Linked DNA regions of Homo sapiens: region 2 is linked to region 1. A link is a contact called in ENCODE Hi-C or POLR2A ChIA-PET data. All regions are on one chromosome and are shown on one strand. Each heading gives the region's core, a stretch centred on a gene start or an enhancer-like site at or near the end of the contact. The rest is flanking DNA. Distances are from core to core; before and after follow the strand shown.

What was found. Hi-C counts contacts between places; a loop is a spot of excess contacts on that map. ChIA-PET counts read pairs that join two places held with the same protein, here RNA polymerase II (POLR2A). Pooled maps may share reads with other maps.
Region 2: a loop to region 1 is called in a map of PC-9, with 2.5 times the contacts of the local background. The contact joins two enhancer-like sites. A Hi-C loop is called at or near these places in 5 of 168 maps with a recorded cell type or tissue (IMR-90, PC-9, Right ventricle myocardium inferior and 2 more) and 8 of 50 pooled maps. POLR2A ChIA-PET finds 5 or more read pairs at or near these places in 1 of 52 experiments (AG04450).

The regions. Positions count from the first base shown.
Region 1 is chr11:130,525,821-130,530,240 of GRCh38, forward strand. It overlaps LOC105369574 (a long non-coding RNA gene), which reads left to right. Exons shown (of 5, transcript XR_007062953.1): 2 at 3,415-3,479. Among named protein-coding and RNA genes, the nearest start is that of ADAMTS15, 79 kb to the left of the region's middle. Within about 2 kb of position 1,976, at least 6 of the 41 ENCODE cell types and tissues checked have a DNase peak (open chromatin) inside an H3K27ac peak, as active enhancers do; they include heart left ventricle and heart right ventricle, where a contact is called at or near this core.
Region 2 is chr11:130,828,583-130,833,002 of GRCh38, forward strand. No RefSeq gene overlaps it. Among named protein-coding and RNA genes, the nearest start is that of LINC02551, 31 kb to the right of the region's middle. Within about 2 kb of position 1,794, at least 9 of the 41 ENCODE cell types and tissues checked have a DNase peak (open chromatin) inside an H3K27ac peak, as active enhancers do; they include heart left ventricle and heart right ventricle, where a contact is called at or near this core.

The DNA of each region.
Region 1 (4,420 bases), core at 726-3,225:
ATTCCACTTCCTCTGAGAGAGCTTCCTGTCAATAGCCTCTTCTTGTCTCATATTGTGTACATCAGAGGCAATGAATTGAGCAGGAGGAAAGGGGCCACTTAGTCTCTGACTGTTTCAGTTTTTTCCTGCCTTGACAAATGGCAGAAATCATACTGTCTCATTGAGTAGGCCTCAAGTTAAAACACTCAGGGCCACTTAGACTATTCTTTTCTTTTTCTTTTTAAACAGGTTTATAATTGACATACAAAAACTGCACCTATTTAATGTATCCAATTTGATGAGTTTGAACATATGCATGCCCCTTTGACACCATTACCACAACCAAGGTAATAGACACAGCTATCATCTCAAAAGTTCACTTGTGTCCCCCCATTCCTTTTTTTAAGGGAAAGAACACTTAACAGGAGACATACCCTCTTAATAAAATTTTAAGTGCATGATACAGTATTGTTGACTGTGCAATGCTGTCCAGCAGATCTCTAGAACTAATTCACTTGTATGACTGTAACTTTATACCCATTGGGCAACGGATCCCCATTTCCCTTCCCTTCGGCCCCCGGCAACCACCTTTTTATTCTTTGCTTCTATGAGCCTATTTTAGATACCTCATCCAAGTGGAATCATGCAGTATTTGTCCTTCTGTGCCTGGCTCATTTCACTTAGCATAATGTCTTCCAGGTTCATCCATGTTGTCGAAAATGGCAGGGTTTCCTTCTTTTCTCAGGCTGAAAAATTCTATTGTGTGTGTGTACCACATTTTCTTTATCCATTCATCTCTTGATGGACATTTGGGTCGTTTCCATAACTTGACTCTTCTTAACCTTGTTGCAGTGAACACGGGAGTGCAGATATCTTTTGAAGATCCTGTTTTCAATTCTTTTGGGTATATACTCGGTAGTAGGGTTGCAAATTAAAAATGGAGCTCTCACAGACCATTATTTTCTTGATCCTTTGGTGCATTTACTTTGGGTTGCCTAGGAACTCCTCCGTCTGTGGATTTACCTTGTAGAGTCAGAGGGGATGATTGGGGAACCTGCATGGCGATGTGGGTTTTGAGCCTCTTTGGAATTCAAACAATACTGATTTACCAGAACAAGAAAATTTGGCTTTGGCCCCAATACAGGCTGAGAAAGTTCATCTTTTTAAAAGGGGCCAGTTCTTGATTAGTTAGGGTACTGGAATGGTCCAGGGAGGGATAACTCAGGCCATTTGCTTTGCCTCCTTCCCTTTCTTTCTGTCTGATCTTTGGCCAGTTCATGGCTTTCTAATCCTGCCACTGGGGGATGAAGGAAGATTAAACTTGTGCCGTTGCCTTTGCATGTTATGAGCTCTCCAGAAAAAGTTTGCATGGGAATGGCCGAAGATGTGGTAAGTTAAAGCAAAATCAATACACAGTTTACTATCCATGTCTTTCTGCTACCCTGCAAATTTTCTTCCTCTCCATGTAATCTCTTTATTGCAGCCTAGGAACTTTGTCAAGGGCTCCATGACCAGGGTCTTTAGGAAACTCCAAAGACCTGAGATTTCACCAGCAGAAATGACAGCTGTTCCAAAAACAGAAAGGAGGTAATTTCTTGTGTTTCAAATTTCTCCAAAGGTGAGAGTTAAGACTCACTCTCAAGATCTTTATGTCACATAGGTAATGAGAGGAAGGGGTAGCATTTTAACAGATCACATTCCCAAGGCCAATCCAACGGGAGGGCTGGAATTTGGGGAGGCTGCAGGGAGCAGGACTTTGGTGCCGCAATCACTGGTTACCCTGTAATAGTATCTCAGGAGACTTTCCTGGTTACTGAGGACCAGAACTGTAGCTGATTTTCAGCCCAATACTTGGTGGGTTCTGTGGAGTCCAGCATTCAAAGCCCTACCATCGAGTGTGACTTCAGTGTCACAGGCAGATGGTGTCACCAAGGCATAATGACTCCTGACCTGTGGCTCTGCTCTTCCTCCTTTCTCTTCCTCTCTCCCCTTCCCTGGGGGCCTGTGGTCCAGAGCTGCATTCCTTTGTTATCACACTTCCTTCCACAGACTGCACACGCCTGTTCAGGACACCAAGCTGTGTGAAAGCACTCCAGGCTGGTGGGAATACCGCTCCCAGAAAGAATCTGACTTGTTTCAGAAGCTTATCTTCTGGCACTTGCTCTTCCAAAGAAAAAGGCTGCAGCAGGAGGATAAAAGAGGCAATCCAGGAGTGTGTGAGATGGAGCCAGTTACATGCATCTCAGCCCAGGGAGGGAGTGAGGAGGGAATGAATGCGGCCTAAGTCCCTCACCTGCAATGTGTAGGAGGTAAATGAACCTGCTCACCCTCCCTCTCACCCAGCCACATTCAGGGTCATTTGCTGTAGCTCAGGTGGCTGCGGCTAGGGTGGGGTTGCCAGGTGGAATAATGGTCATGCACAGCTGCCCCTCCACAGGGGCTGAGCCCAGGGTGGCTTCACTGGAAGAGGGTGTGGGACAAGCTGGGTATCCTGGCTGACATCTCTGCTAGCTGTCGGAAAGTTGAGTGAGGGATGGGGTAGCTGTATCTGTGTGTGTATATGTGAGAGAGTGTGTGTTTGCTGGGTCCTCGTATGTGTTTGTTTCAGATGGATGTGTGTGGGTTTGAGGCCAGGGGAATGGTGAGTCAGGGCAGCCCTGGGGGCAGGGAGGGGTGGGTGTGAGCAGGGCGAGTGAAGTGGCTGCAGCAGGAACAGGGGAGGCATGCGGAACATGGGTGGCATGAGAGCTGACGCTACGACTGAATGGATTTTGAAAGGTCTTTGTCTGCCTCAATTAAAAGGATAGATCCTTTTTTTCTTTAAGGCTGAATAAATAATTTTTTCCCTTTTCTTCTTTGGTTCTTTTCATATAACAATTTGTCAAACTCCGTCAAAAACAAACACAAACAGAAAAACCCAAAAGTCTTCTTGAATGGGTTCAAGGTGCAGGAGGCACAGCTGAGCTGTGGGGAGCAGCGGTGCAGGAGCGGGGTGCTCGGTGGACTCTGGACCTGCTCTTGGGGCTGCTGGCCCCCTTCTTGCCCGTGTGGCCAGGGCAGCCCTTTGGAAAAGCTGTGCTGTAGCTTCATCTTTTGTTTTGGCTTTTATTGGCATATTCTTTTGTTCTCTTTAACTGCATCCAATCAAATTGGCACATCTGAGGTTCGGGAAGATGGTTTGGAGCCATTCCATTACTCTGCCTATCGAATTCTGGGATTTCTGCTTCCTGCCCTGTCCTGTCTTCTGTCCCCAGCTCACCCGGCCCCTACTGATGTCATGCTTTATCAGCTTTCCACTGTGCATGTAACTCTGCCTGGCATTTGGTATTGGGGTGGGTGTGGTGCTTTGAGAGAGGCACAGCAGAACCACTGAGAGAAAGGACGGTGTTTTTCCGTTTAGACCCTCATTCATCCCCTCCTTTCTCTATTTTGCAGGTGCAGAACATTGAGTTATGGGGGTCCAGGGTAAACTTGGCTACCTTGGTAAACATGGCTACAAGGTAAACATGGCTGCTTTAACGAACCAGGAATCAGTGTGGCTTTCTGATTCCTCATTTGGTTCTTGGAACACTTATTTCCTTTTCTTACCCAATTTTAGCTACTCAGGGACAGTAGAATCATAAAATTTTACAGTTGGAGGGATGCTTAAAGAACATTAGCATACAGGGGTCTTCAAACAGCGATGTGGAGAAACCCCTCAGAAGTCACCCACTCCACCTCTCAGAGCAGCGCCGTGCTTACTGATTTTGTAGCTTGAGCTTTGGCAAGTTGGGAACCCATCTGGTGTATTTCACGCACCTTTCATATTTAAAAGATGAGTAACATAAACCCGTCAATTAAGAGAAAAAATACCAGACACAAACATTTTTAATCAAGAGGCCTACTTACTTATTCACTACTGAAAAAAATACCCAAACTGAAGCCCTAATATTTTAAGATTTAGGTGACATTTATCAAAACAAGAATTGAAAATGCTTTACATAATCCTGGGGGAAAACAATCTGAATTTTTTTATATAAAATGCTTTTTTGGGGGGGGGCAGAATAAGAGAAGGTTGTTATTCCTACAAACGAACAAAGCACAGGACAAGCTTCATTTTTATATTCTTAAGAACATAGACTGGGCGCAGTGGCTGATGCCTGTAATTCCAGCACTTTGGGAGGCTGAGGGCGGATTGCTTGAGCCTAGGAGTTCGAGATCAGCCTGGGAAACATGATGAAACTCTGTCTCTACCAAACAAACAAACAACAACAAAAAATTAGCCTGACGTGGTGGTGCGTGCCTGTAGTCCCAGCTACTCGGGAGCCTGAGGTAGGAGGATCACTTGAACCGGGGAGATGGAGGTTGCAGTGGGCCTAGACATGCCACTGCACTCCAGCCTGGGTGACAGAGCCAGACCCTGTCTCAAAAACGAAAACAAAAAGCCAACCAAAACCAAACC
Region 2 (4,420 bases), core at 544-3,043, 300 kb after region 1:
CACCAGCTCCAGAATGTTCCTATCCCTCTTAGGCTTTCTTTTTGTATCTTCATCACTCTGACGTTGGTGCGCTTTCAGGCCCTGTTTGCTGCAACCCTGACTGGAACCTCCACATTTAAGTTCCTAATGAAATCTTCTCTTTGACTTTTGCTCATTTATAAAACTTTGTGCCAGCTCTTGGGGTCCAGAGAAATCAGTTTCTAGACCAAATGCCAAGTGCCATCTCCCAAATCTGCAGGTGAGGGTAGTCACTAAAATGCCAAGTGACCTGTCTGCAAGCCGACAGCTGAGGGTGACCTTGCTGGCTGGGCTAGGCCAAATGGGCTCCGGCGTTCAGTGTGTCTCATTTCTCTGCTATTTGACCTGGTTCACATTTGGCTGCGGGGATTGAGCCCAGGCAGTGGGCCCAACTCAGCGGTGTCCTCTGGCCTCTGCACAAGATCTTTATCATGAAGCTAGGCAAGGGCTGTATAATCCTTTCCGTTACTTCAGGGTAATGGTCGAGGTAGGAAGGAGCTCTGGGTGACCTGCCTGGAAGAACAGGTTGAGGTTTATAAGGTTGATTTCAGTAGGTTTTGGGGTTTAATGGGTAGGGAAAGGAGAGGGGCTGGCTGATGATGGCCAGGCCATAGCACTGAAGTCCAAAGACCCAAGGTATACAGAGGTCAAAGCTTCAGGTTGGGCAGGAAATTTGTGCAGGCCAGCCTGGAGAGCATTCTTAAGTCTTGAGGATGGTACATTCCCCAAGGGCAATGACCACTTCGTAAATGTATTTTCACTCCCTTAGAAAACTCAGCACAGTACTGTCACATAGTATACAGATGATGGTCAAGAGCACTGAGTTCCAAGCCCTGCTCTAGGATTTAGCCTTGTGACTTGGGCGAGTTAATTAAATTATCTTCTCTGTGCCTCAGTGGGCTCGTTTGTTAAATGGAGATAATAATAGTACTTGCCTTACATGACTGTTACAAGGATTAAATGAGAGGATAAGCAATTATAGCAGTGTCTTGCTAATAGTATTAGGCACACAACAGGTAATGATTGAGTGAACGGCTAAAATTCAGATGGAATTATATTGCAGGAGGACTAAATTCCTAGTTTGAGGCTGTTTATCTCCAGTGCTTGATTTCTGGTATTTGTCACCTATTTTATATGCTAGAGAGTTTTATAATTATTTAAATCATGTCACCAAGACAGCCTGGAAGAAACTAGTACATGTATTGAAACCCCTTCCACCTCGAGGCTGGAAGCTGGGGCCAGGCAAGCACTGCCGCCACGTTCGCCACACACGTTTAAGTTCAGGGGCTGAAATGTGCAATTTTTTGCTGTTGATGGAGCTACAGCTGCCTGGACAGACCTAGGCTACACTGTTCAGCCCCGTGCTGCAGCTGGCTCCTCTCATGACCAGAGGCCAACATACATCCCATGGTTTGTTAGGGTCAGGGCAGCCACCTGGGGCCACAGACCAGAATGCTGCTCACTTATCTCCTTGGGGATTTGCATTTAGCCCTTGGCCTTGCTGGCCCTCTGCTCTGGCCACCTGAGAAAGCTGGCACAAGACAACAGGAAATTGGAAGCTATGTCACAGGTCAGGTGTCCAGGGAAAGGCCTGAAGGTGACCACCCTGGGTGTCATGTGGAGGGAAGGGAGGACACCCTGGCAGGAAAGCCTGGACTCAGCTTGGGCTGTAGCCAACCCCTCTCTCTTCAAAGCACCCACCAAAAAAGCTGTAACAGAGCAGAATGGCTGGGCCTCTCTCACCCCTTCCTTTCCCGCACTGAGCTCGCCTGTGCACCGGCCTCAGGACTCGCCTGCCAAGTCCCTTGGCTTCCCTCCGCAGTCTGTGGAATCTGAGCAGGATGATCCCTGGCCCAGCTGTTAGGAATCATTTTGAGGATGAAAACAATTAAGCTGGGCAAGAAGCCCACCACCGAATCCTGCCCCCTTTTTTGCACCCTTGCCCATTGTTCTCCTTCACCCCTTTCCGGGTCACCTTTTCTATCTATCCACGAACCTGCTGAGAACATTCACTGACAGTGTGCTGGCTTTGGAGGCACCCGCCCAACCCTGTGGATTTGGAGATCCTGGGGTGTGGGAGGAAGGGGTAACCGGATTCTGGAAGCATCTCCCCCCACAGGAGGCTCGGCCAGATTCAGCCAAAGTGCTGGCCATCTGTGTAACGTTGCTAAGCAGTGTCCTTTCCTGGACTTGTCCTCCCTGCCCTCTGGGCATCAGAACTCTTGGTGCTGAAGTAACAGATATGCACACTGAGGCATGTCTAAGGAAGGCTGTGAGCCATTTATCCATCCACCCTAGGCAGCCCTTCAGGCTCTGCAGGCCAGAGAGCTCACTGCTGCATCTGAAGAAGTTCCTCAGATATTTTGAATGTTCCCTGCAAGGGCAGGACTAGCTGAAGGAAGTGCTAGACAGGGTCCTGGGGCTCTGGACTCCAGCCTGCGAGCCAGGCAAGGGGATGACGGCAGCATCTTTGGTCTCTGGTGCTCCACATGGCTCCTGAACTCCTCTGGACGGTGTCTGTCTCTCCTGCCCCCCAGGCCACTGTGTTCTTCCCGCTGCTGTGTCCTGGTATCTAGGACCATGCCTGGCACACAGTAGGCTCTCAGCAAATTTGTCTCACTAAGGCTGACAATGCCCACTTTCTGCAGCAGGGCCAGCATCCTTTCTTCACGTTAAGGCGTTGCTATTCCTTCTTCACCTGGGTTATTTGCCTTAAGTATCAAAGTCCTAAGCTAAAGAAACAAAACGCTAAGGTGGATGATTTCAGGCATCGACAAGGGAGAAGAAGGCCTGTCTTGGGGAGGAGGTGACAATGGGAGCTTCGGGAAGACAGAGAATGCCTGTGAGGCTCAGCTCCCCAACTGTCCCTAGAACTTCTTCATTATCTCTGTGGCCCCAGGAAAGGGACCCAGAGGCTGGCCCATGCCCAGTGTGAAAGCTGGCAGCAGGCGTGCAGGGGGAGGGGGGAAAAGCAGCCCGAAGTGCATTTCTCAGTGCATTTCTCAGCACATCACCTTACTCTGATCCACCCTGTTGGTGAGGGCGGCTGCCCCGCCCACCTTCACAGCTGCCGGGGTGTGGCTGGGGAGGGGAGCCTGGGCTGTGAGAACAGATGATTTCAATTTAAGCAGCATTTGGGGAGAGTCCTGTTCCACTTGCTCATTTTTCTTAGCACTCCCCCCACCCCTGCTCCGAAACTTGATTCAATCAGTGGTGGATGGGAAAGGCCCGTTTCCATGACAACCCCACTGTGAGAGAGAAAAATCAGCCACAGAGCAGGCTAGAATTTTATCTGGAAGAGGGCACTTGGGTAGGTTTAGAAATGGAGGCCCAGCAAACAGTGCGATGGGCTCGCATCCCATGGTGGGACCTCGGACCCTGGAGAAGGCATGGAACACGGGGTGCCATCAAGGATGTTTATGCTCAGAGAGACACACCTGCTCGTTGCCTGGTTTCCATTAAACCTGCCTGATCTCTCTGGGCTCCAGTCCTACCGCTTGGGTTTATTTTCATGGCTGATGTAACCCAACCAGACTGATGAGTCTGGATCTTTCTCTTTTTCGTACAGTGCTTCCTGTTTAGTTAAGCGTGTTCAATATTTCTGTGCACATTCATTTCCCATCTGATGTTTCCAAAGATGACTGTGGTCTCGATTTCATCTTCCAAGGCGAATGCTCTGGAGCCCAAGGACCCAGATGTGTTGATAGAAAGCATGGTGTGGACATCGTTCACAAAGTTTCGATCCAAAGGGAGGGGATCTTTGGGAAAGATTAAGGGTTTCAGTTCAATCTCTACACCCTTTTAGAGTTGTAGAAGTTGAGTTTCTAAGGAGAAATTATTGGCTGGACGTAGTGTCCCAGCCTGTGTCCAGAATGAGATGTTCAGGAAAGGTGTTTCTAGGAGGGACGTTGCTCTGAAAATGTCCAAGTCTGGGCTTGAGGACTCAGGATACATTGACCCCTATCATTCTCTGAGATTCTCAGTCTGCTGGTTTCCTTGCAGATCTATATGCCAGCCCAGCTCTGGGCCTGGCAGAACTCATGGCCCTAGGTTTGGAAAAATCCCCAAATGTAATCTCCTCCAAGGGTTTTGCCCTTCACTCTGAACTCCATGGGGCCTTTTAAAGTAGATTGAATCCATATGTTTCTGATTCATTTACACTTAACTCATCAGAATGTTCCTTTTTTTTAAATGCGTGATTTGTTGTCTTAAGATGCCTTTGCAGTCTTGTTTATAAGTGCTTCTTTCGCCTTTAGAAACAAGATACTATGTCTTGTCAAGGCATGTGTTGGGGTGGCTGTAGTAGAGACCTTCTAGTTTCAGGTCTGAGTCTCATTTTGGTTCCTAAGAGGAAATGCACTATTTTTGCAGAGCTGCTTGGTTTGAGTGTTAAAAGATTTCA